Regions from separate parts of the Homo sapiens genome. Here region 2 is linked to region 1. The links are chromatin loops, found by intact Hi-C in ENCODE. Cell type or tissue: IMR-90. All regions are shown on one strand. Region 1 overlaps VAC14 (VAC14 component of PIKFYVE complex). Region 2 overlaps SF3B3 (splicing factor 3b subunit 3).

The links. Hi-C counts contacts between places; a loop is a spot of excess contacts. Peaks named below come from ENCODE experiments on the same cell type or tissue, not always from the same donor. Only the 100,000 strongest peaks of a DNase experiment are listed, where the experiment ranks them.
Region 2: it touches region 1 in a loop (5-fold over the local background); 8 of 110 quality-filtered maps call a loop at or near these places.

What each region holds. Positions count from the first base shown.
Region 1 is chr16:70,769,184-70,774,183 of GRCh38, forward strand. It overlaps VAC14 (VAC14 component of PIKFYVE complex), which reads right to left. Exons shown (of 19, transcript NM_018052.5): 10 at 2,926-2,989. It overlaps VAC14-AS1 (VAC14 antisense RNA 1), which reads left to right. Exons shown (of 6, transcript NR_034083.3): 6 at 2,425-4,068. Among named protein-coding and RNA genes, the nearest start is that of TRG-GCC3-1, 6.6 kb to the right of the region's middle. In IMR-90, a CTCF peak has its summit at 2,087 (motif pointing left); no DNase peak of the experiment used is centred here.
Region 2 is chr16:70,551,142-70,556,141 of GRCh38, forward strand. It overlaps SF3B3 (splicing factor 3b subunit 3), which reads left to right. Exons shown (of 26, transcript NM_012426.5): 12 at 3,305-3,456; 13 at 3,910-4,065. Among named protein-coding and RNA genes, the nearest start is that of SNORD111, 16 kb to the left of the region's middle. In IMR-90, no CTCF peak of the experiment used is centred here; DNase peaks (open chromatin) are centred at 2,270 and 2,700; H3K27ac peaks cover 2,437 bases.

The sequences.
Region 1 (5,000 bases):
TCAGAGGCACAGGACTGCCACCACCATGGCAGTTTCCAGCCAGGTGGGAATGCCTTTCTGCCGTGGGAGGAGTCTCCAGTCTGGCCACCACCCTGGGCAGACCTGAACTGAGTGAAACTGGTGGCCTCACGTGGTGCCTTGGGCAAGCGGCGCAGCTGAAGAATCACAGGGTGGGTCTGGCTACCTGGCAACTCTGCACGATCCCACCCGTGTCCAAGCTCAGTCTCACTGTGTCAATACCCGCTGTGGGAAGAAGGTGGTGGGCTGGAGCCCGGGCATGTTGGCTCTGGTTTTACAACTCTGAAGGTGCCCAGCTCTTGAGCACAGCTGGTGACACTGACTGTGCAGCTGCCACGTGGGGATCTCTGTCACCAAAAGTCAGGAAGCACTAGATCATTTGTTCTTGTTTGGTTTTTTAGGTAGGATGGTTTGGATTTTAGGTAGGATTTGGCATTGGCTCCTGAATGACAAGTATAAACCAAAACCCTCGTCCAGTCTAGCACTTCCTGGCCTTGGCACAAGAACTGAGGGCTCCTGTAGGCTCATCCCAGCCGACAGTAGCACAGTCTCCCCAGCGAGGCAGCGGACAGCGGTGCCCCTCTGCAGCCCATGGCTTAAGCCTACCTCTGCCTTCTCCTAGACCTCCCCGACCTCCCCCTCAATCCCCATAGCCCAGATTACAGAGACAAGTCTACAACAGGCTTTTGGCTGCCAGAGGGAGGCTTTTAAATCCCAGATCAGATCCTGCCATTCCCACTTGTGACACTGTCTCCACAGCCTCCAGCGCAAAAGCTAAGCCCTCTGCAGGATACACAAGTCCTCGCATGTCTGTCCAGACCGTTCCCCGAGTTCCAGGACCCAGTACCTGAGTCTGCCTCCCCCTTTCTCCTGGGATGCTCAGAGCCACCTGGAACGAGCTCTTGACCACCCCACCCACACCTGCTCCTCCTTCCAGCCCTGGTGTGCAAATGACACTAGGATAGCGGGGGTCTGGCTCACACCAAATTTCTAGAAGGCAGTCTTTCCCTCACCTCTCTCCTGCCTACCCCATCCCACCCATCAGTGAGTCCTGTGGTTCTCAACACAGAGCTCAAACCCACCCAACTTTCTCCACATGCTGCTCCTCCCCAGCCTGAGCCCCCATCCCCTCTGATGGGGACAACGGTGACAGCTCCCTAGCGGGTCTGCATCCACCGGGCCCCTCCTAGATCCACTGTCCACAGAGCAGCCCCGTTCTTCCTCCCTTCTCGTCCCTGCCATGAAAGTAATACTACTGACCCCACGAGACTCAGACAAAGCTGAAGGATCCGACGTAAAGGTTTAGCACTGCGCTGGGGCCCTGGAAGCCTGGCTATGTTGACTGGCATTAGCTGTTATTCCCAGCCAGTCTTCTCATTGCCTGGGCTCAGGCACCATGGCCCTCCCTTTCTGGTAACTTCACCCCTCACATCAATCACTCCTCTTTCCAGTAACTTCCTGGCTACTTCTCTGCCTCACCACTGGAGTAAATGAATGAAGGTCAGGGACACATTCAGGGGCCAGCTCTTATCTTGGAGCCTACAGGGGTGAGCACAGGCAGGTGCACTGGAACGCGTGGCAGCTATGTGAAAAGGAGAGAATGGCAACATTCGCTGATCTCCTCCATCAACGTAGGGGACTCCTAGTGGTACATTTCATAAACGGCTGCACCTGCGTGCTTGGAAAACATGCTCAGGGTGCTGAGGGATGAGGATAAGTTCACAAATGACATCGATGAGGGAAGAACCCTAGCTAGGGGTCTGGGGGGAAGAGCCTCTTGGGGTAGAGTGCACACTTTCTCTTCATGAGTGATTGGCTCTCCCAGGGCCCAGGTTCACTGTCAAGTTCAGGGGAAAGAAACCCCTGTATGAGACCCACCATCCACTCTAGCCCCAGAGATGCCAAGGTCACCCAAAGAAAAAGTGACATGGGGCAAGTCCAGGGGACTCAGACCAGGGCAGAACCGTTACAGTACCTTCCGCGGGGAGTCCCTTCACCTTGCAGGGAGTATGGAGGGAGCCCCAAGGAAGAGAATTATTTTGCTGCCTGGTCTGCACTGCCCCCATGTGGAAGACTGCGCCATTACAGCTGACCTGGGCGCACAGGAGACAACAGCTCCTGGGGCCGGTGATTTATCCTTAATCTTGGACATGATTAATGACTGCCCATGCTCAGGCTGTCCTTGAACAGACTTCCCCTTGTGGGTCTTGTTGGCCCCCCATCATCCTGGACAAACAGACAGCGATGAGTCAAGGCAACTGTGTCTCACTGCAGTCACCATGTATTAGCTGTACTTTTATTATTATAACTTGCGTTTACTGACCTCCAATAGCTTAATTTTTTTTTAATATTTAAAAATAAGTAAGAACAATCCATTTTCTTTCATTCCTTTTTTTTTTTTTTAAGACATGGTCTCACTCTGTTATCCAGGCTAGAGTGCAGTGGTGTGATCTCAGCTCACTTCAACCTCTGGCTCAAGTGATCCTCCCACCTCAGCCTCCCCAAGTAGCTGGGACTACAGGCACACGCCACCAGGCCCAGATAATTTTTTGTATTTTCAGTAAAAACAGGGTCTCGCCATGTTGCCCAGACTGGTCTTAAACTCCTGAGCTCAAGCGATGTGCCTGCCTTGGCCTCCCCAAGTGCTGGGATTAGAGGCATAAGCCACCATGTCTGGCCCCCAGTGGCTTCTAATCCGCCCTATCTATCCATCAAGCCTGGGTGGGGTGGGCTTGCTCAGTGTCCTTCAGATTCCTTCATCAATTAACTCTTTTGTGTACGAGGGTGTCCCAAAAGCAGCAGCCGCGAGTAGAATTTGCCTTGGGTCATTGCTGTAGTCTCCCGCATCCAGGAAAGATCTAGGCCGCTCGCTTTCCACAAACCTTCTGGCTGAAACAAGCCACTTACCTGGCTGCAGTGAAGACACTGATGCCGCTACTGAAGCTGGAGTCACAGGAACCATCTGGACCTCCTGGGAGAGGAAGAGGAACAAGGGGTCATGAAAGGCTGTTGGCTCTCTTGAATAAACAAGACCCCTGTGACAAGCACACACAGAACTCTCCAGAGCCCCATACCTTGATTCAGGCTCTTCAAAAGGACCATGGCTCTGGAGCCCTGAGGACCCAACCAACGCCCAGTCATTCTCGATAGTCCCCAAGCTTGTAAGTCTGTAGTCACAGTGATCTCACAAGGAGGGGACACCAGTGCTAAACACATCTGTCAAATCTCAGAAGGGATCACTGGCCTGAGGGGAATGGATGTTTAAAATGACAGATAATACCCAGCATCCTTAGCTATCAGGAAAATGCAAATCCAAACCACAAGATACTACTGTACACCCATCAGGATGGCTAAAATAAAAGACAAATAATAGCAAGTGTTGATGAGAATGTGGAGAAACTGGAACCCTCGTACATTGCTGGTGGGAATGTAAAATGGTGCAAGCTGCTTTGGAGAACAGTCTGGCCATTCCTCCAAAGGCTAAACATAGTCACCACATGACTCAGCAGCTCCACTCCTAGGTATATGCCAAAGAGAAATGAAAACTTATGGCCACATGAAACCTTGTATATCAATCATGTTCACATCAGCATTATCTACAATAGCCAAAAAGCAGAAGCAACCCAAATATCTATCAACAGATGAATGGATAAATGAGGTGTGGTATAGCCATACAATGGACTATTATTTGGCAATAAAAAGGGATGAAGTACTGATGCACGCCATAAAAATGAACTTTAAAAACATTGTGTTAAGTGAAAGAAGCCAGTCATAAAAGACTACATATTGTATCCCTTTCTCGAAAGTGTTTAGAACAGGCAAACCTATGGAGACGGAAAATGGACTGGAGGTTGCCTAGGACTGGAGGAGACGGGGGAATAGGGTATAATGGCTAATGGATTCTTTCAAGGGCACGGAAAATATTCTAAAATTGATTGTGGTGATGGTTACATAACCCTGTGAATCTACAAAGTCACTGAATTGTACACTTGATGTTGGGTGAATTGTGTGGTACATGAATTCTATCTCAATAAAGGGCTTAAAAAATGACTTTGGGGAAAGGACTGTGACTGCACTGTGTCTGTGCCCGAGTCTTCCTCCAAGTGGCCAACTCAATACCTGTCTTAGTATTTAACTTACCATCATATAACCCAGGGTAGAAAAGCATCTACCTGGCATCGACTACTTATTTTTCTCAGTTAAGGAATAACCTTTAAATTCCAACCTTTTTCTTTTGGCATCTAATCAAGTTTCCTAAAGAGCCAAGATGTTCTAGATCTGGAAAGCTGCTGGTAGGATCCTGTTCCGCCTTCAGTCCCCGTCTAGGCACTGGCCACAGCTCTCACTGCACTGAGGAGGGAAGAGGGGGCTGGCAGTCCTGCAGTGCTTGGGGTGGGAGGTGCTATAGGAAAAAATTCCAGACTCCTGATACTAATTTTTTGTAGTTGTGAAATAATTTTAGATGTACAGAAAAGTTGCAAAAAGAGTAAAGAATTCTTTTTATACCCTTTAGCCAGCTGCCCCTAATGCTAACATTGTACATACCCATAGTTCAATTATTATTATTATTATTTTTTTTTGAGATAGAGTCTTGGCTCTGTTGCCCAGGCTGGAGTGTAGTGGCACAACCTTGGCTCACTGCAATCTTCGCCTCCTGCACTCAAGAGATTGAGCCCACCTCAGCTTCCAGGGTAGCTGGGACTATAGGCACGTACCATTAAGCCCGGATAATTTTTTTTTTTTTTGTATTTTCAGTAGAGATGGGGTTTTGTCGTGTTACCCAGGCTGGTTACAAACTCCTGGGCTCAAGTGATCCACCCACCTCAGCCTCCCAAAGTGCTGGGATTACAGGCGTGAGCCACCATGCCCGGCTCCATAGTTCAATGATCAAACCCAGAAGGTTAACTTCGATACACTACCATTAACTAAATGATTACCCTAATTTGAACATCACGAGTTTTTCCATTCCTGGCCTTTTGTTC
Region 2 (5,000 bases), 220 kb before region 1:
CTGCTGGTTGAGCCTTAAATCCTAAGGCAAGGCAAGTAGAAGAAAAAAGCATTCCCTCCTCTGGGGTCCTTAGCAGTGTTCAGACAGATGGGAGCCCTGTTGAACTGTGACCTAAAGATACAGTCTCATACCCTTATGGATTCTTCATTGAGGTATGAACTATTGTTTTTTAACATGAGACTTGAATTCCTTAGAATGCAGTGTGGATGGTACAGTTCCTAGTCATTTACCTTGACTAAAGCTTGGCTTTGTTCTGAACTCCAGCGTTTTTTTTAAAATAGTGTTTTGGGCTGGGCGCGGTGGCTCACGCCAACACTTTGGGAGGCTGAGGTGGATGGATCACCTGAGGTTGGGAATTTGAGACCAGCCTGACCAATATGGAGAAACCCTGTCTCTACTAAAAATGTAAAATTAGCTGGGTGTGGTGGCACATGCCTGTAATCCTAGCTACTAGAGAGGCTGAGGCAGGAGAATCGCTTGAACCTGGGAGGCGGAGGTTGCAGTGAGCTGAGATTGCGCCATTGTACTCCAGCCTGGGCAACCAGAGCGAAACTCTCTCCAAAAAAAAACTAATAAATTTTTTATAGAATTGGGGTCTTGTTATGTTGCCCAGGCTGGTCTTGAGCTCCTGAACTCAAATGATCCTCCCTCCCCAGCCTCCCAAAGTGCTTGAACCACCGTGCCCAGCTTGGACTCCAACTTTTAATCTGCAGTCACTCTAGTACATAAGAATTAACCTGCTGCAAGTCCTCTTCACTGTAGAAGGAAGGGGTAGAAGTTACAATGTGCTTGGTATTCACAGGGCAGTGTTTATTTTGAGGAAGTCTGTGATGTAAAGCAGCTTTGAGATGTCGTTGGCTCTCCCACTTGTTGAATTGTCTAGCAAAAGTATGACCCTATTTAAGTTCACTGAGCATTTATTCTCTTATGTTTGAGTAGTCTGAAGTCTTGGTCGAAGGAAAGGCACCCCTCCTCCCTTCTTTGCCCCATTCTCTCCCATGAAAGTCAAAAGTTGTGTGGTCTGTCTTTTGGAAGGTCACCTTTTCCCCTTGGTGAAGATCTGAGACCAGAAATCCTGGCCAGTTACAGCCTTTTGTTGTTTGGCTTTAATTTGCTTTGACACAGCTTTTAGGGTTATTAGGTTTCAGTAATGAGAACATGGGAAATGATACTGTATTCATATAATATTAAAATTAAACAACTGTTATTTTTACACAACAAAAATTTCCAGTACAAAAACTGAGAACTGGAGTAAAGGTTCCAAACTTGGTGTTATGTAGAGATGGATTTTGGTTTTGTTGAAAGCTACTGAGACATCCATTTCAGAGATAACCATGTCCTTACTTGTTTTATGATAGTGAGTAGTGCTTAGTCTTACAAAGCCATCTTATAAGACGTTCCCAAAGCATTTGATATATGTTGACAGTTCTAGCAAAATAACCAAAAACCAAGTATCTAGCTTCTTGTCCTGTATTATTCCTTATGATTTGGAAATTGAACCTTTACTCTGTGGATTCCTGGTCTAACCATTAGAGCATGCCCATTGGGAAAGATCTTTAATCCTTGTTTTTCAGCCACCACAGTAGGTACATATATATGCAATATTAACTGAAACAAAAGTTTCACAAAACAGTAATTATCCTACTATATATGAAGCAACTTCATAAATTACATTTATTTCTGTTATGAAGTGCCTATTGTGCAACACATTAAATTGATTTTACGTCCTGCTAATAGGGCAGAACACTACTGTAGGCCATGCCAATGATACATCTTTTTTGTTTGTTTTGAGACAGTCTCATTCTGTCACCCAGATTGGAGTGCAGTGGGGCGATCTCGGCTCACTGCGGCCTCCGCCTCCCGGGTTCAGGCAATTCTGCTCAGCCTCCCGAGTAGTTGGAATTACAGGCGCCCACCACCACACCCAGCTAATTTTTGTATTTTATTTTATTTATTTTTTAGTAGAGATGGGGTTTCACCCTGTTGGTCAGGCTGGTTTCTAACTCCTGATCTCAGGTGATCTACCCACCTTGGCCTCCCAAAGTGCTGGGATTACAGGCATGAGCCATCATGCCTGGTCGAATGATACATCTTCATTTGACCCCTGCTTCTGTAAAGAATGCTGATTCTGCAGAACTGATCTAGTAACCTTAATCTAGCTGAACCTCATTTGAAGTCATCAGAACCAAAAGTATGCCCTTCATGTGGGTGGGTGGGTGGACCAGCCCTGTGGCATTGAGCTCTTGACAAGTGCTTAGGCAGACGGGTCCTATAGCTGCTACTGCTAGGAGTGAGTCAGCCACTACATTGTGTGGTGCCTTGTCTTGTTCTGTCCTTTTTTTTTAACCTGATTTCTGGTTAAGGGGGTGTTAAAACAAAAATTCAAATGTAAACTAGGAAAATCTCAACTCTTTTAAAAAATTAGCATGCCTTTAGTCAACATTTATCAAGCTTTACGCCAAACGTACTGGATGGGGACACTTGCAGAAGCTGTTGTATGTTGTAGGGTGAGATACATGGAAAATAGATGGCCTTTATGGGATCTGTAGAAGAAACTGAGGGTTTCTGGTATACCTCAAGTCCTCTGACTTCCTTGAGAAACTCATTAGTGTTTATTCAACTACATTTAATTAGAAAAAGCAAATTCTAATAGGATTGCTCATGACCACAGGATTGTTCTGTTTCTAAATAGTGAAAAACCAGAGAGGTCACAGAATAACAATATAAACAACCCCCACCCTCCATTTCCTGGTTATCTAGTTTTCTTACATCATTCCCATTGGGACTAGGATTCTCAGCTTCCAACCCTAGAATGAGTTAGTCTCACAGAGGCTTAAGTAATCTCTATTTTATTCATTAGAGCTTGTGTTCATTTCTACATAAGCTGCTTTTGGAAGAAGTTAGGGGTCTTTCCTAGTTAGAAGGAGTATCTCTTCTTAGGAAGGGGTTGTGTGATTGACAACTGGCACAAATAAATGAAGCTCTAGCTCAGTATGTTCATGTATCAATATTGTAGTATTTAAAATGTCCTCATGTCTCCGATTCTCTTGCTTTGTCCTCTCACTTCTTTAGCAGATGTCTCAAGAAAATATTGAGGAAGCAGAGTATATCTGTAGGCTCTTCTGACCCCTAGTTTTCTTCTGGATCATTTTGCTCTGTGTGCATGTGTATGTGTGTATGTGTGTAATAACTACACATAGAAGAACTGCCTTGGAAGGTTTCTGAAGAGAACTCTTAGTGTTTCATTTGGCTTTGTAATTCTAATGAGTTCTTATCTAACCAACTCCCTTCTTTTCTTTTTCAGATGAGTTTGATGCCTACATCATTGTGTCTTTCGTGAATGCCACCCTAGTGTTGTCCATTGGAGAAACTGTAGAAGAAGTGACTGACTCTGGGTTCCTGGGGACCACCCCGACCTTGTCCTGCTCCTTATTAGGAGATGATGCCTTGGTGCAGGTGAGGGTTCTCAGAGCTTACCTACTTGGCCTGCTTTGTTCTTTCTTGGCCTTCATTGTGATGCAGGCTGCTGTGTTCATGTCTCTTCACCCTCACCTTCCAGCAAGCCTTAGGGGTAGGGAACATATGATTTGGGCACATAATATCCCTCTCTGTATTTGCCATTTTTCTGTTACAGAGCCACATCACTGCAGCTTTCATCTCTAATAAAGATCTTTATAAGTGTTTTGTTAATAAGCTTTGAACTTCTTTGAAGTGGACACTGCAAAACATGAACTATTTAAAAGTTGACCTTGCCTGAGGCCTACTAACTCTTTTGTCTTTGATTCAACTGGTGCCTCAAATGCAGTGGCCCCAGGTCTGATTTTAGTGACAGATCTGATAGATGTGAGGGTCATTCTGAGTGATGAATCAAATTGTTAAAGTCAGGTTTCTTTCTGTTACTGACTCTAGGTCTATCCAGATGGCATTCGGCACATACGAGCAGACAAGAGAGTCAATGAGTGGAAGACCCCTGGAAAGAAAACAATTGTGAAGTGTGCAGTGAACCAGCGACAAGTGGTGATTGCCCTGACAGGAGGAGAGCTGGTCTATTTCGAGATGGATCCTGTATGTTATTTTATCATTCACTGTGGGACTTATTGTAGGGACCAGAGGGAAAGATGGGCATTGTAGTCTAGTCATTTAGATGATAGTATGGTGAAATCCTGTCTCTACTAAAAATACAAAAATTAGCTGGGCGTGTTGGCATGCACCTTGTAGTCCTAGCTACTCAGGAGGCTGAGGCAGGAGAATTGCTTGAACCCGGGAGGCAGAGGTTGCGGTGAGCTGAGATTGCACCACTGCACTCCAGCCTGGCGACAGAGCAAGACTCCGTCTCAAAAAAAAAAAAAAAAAAAAAAAGCGAGCTGGAGTGACAGTGTTCACAAACCAGTTTGGTCCCTTACAGAGATGGGGAAAAGGGGTAATTTGATGTCTAATTCTAGGTAGAGTTATGAAATCCCCTCTTAGCAGTGAAACACTTGCTCCTCCTGCATTTCACTCTCTACTTTTCCAACAAATATTTGGCATAGATTTAATTTCTGCAGTCTGAATCCATTTCAGAAAACTTCTATATGGAAGGATGTTCAGTACACTTAATTCTCTTGCTCTCAGGAGGTCTCTAGTGTGGCCAAATTTGTAGCCTGCCTGTACCTTTGGTTGAGATTTCTCTGTCTTTAACCATATTTGAATTCCCTTCACCCAGAATATTCTTGTAAAACACAGACAGTTTTATATGTCTCCATTTCCTGAGAACAAAGTTGGCTCAGAAAATTTGTGGCACATTGACCTTGTCAAAGGTCTGTTCATTCTCTTATTGATGGAAGATACTCATTTTGCTTGCTGTGAGCCTGTTAACTTCAGTCTTGAGAACTCAGGTAGATAAATTCTTGTCATTTACTATAGTAAGAGGAGTGAGAGGAAGCAGAACAAAATACAACAGCCCTCCTTCATTCTCTGGATCCAGGGTTTTGGGGTGAATTGGAGCATCTAGACCCATCCCT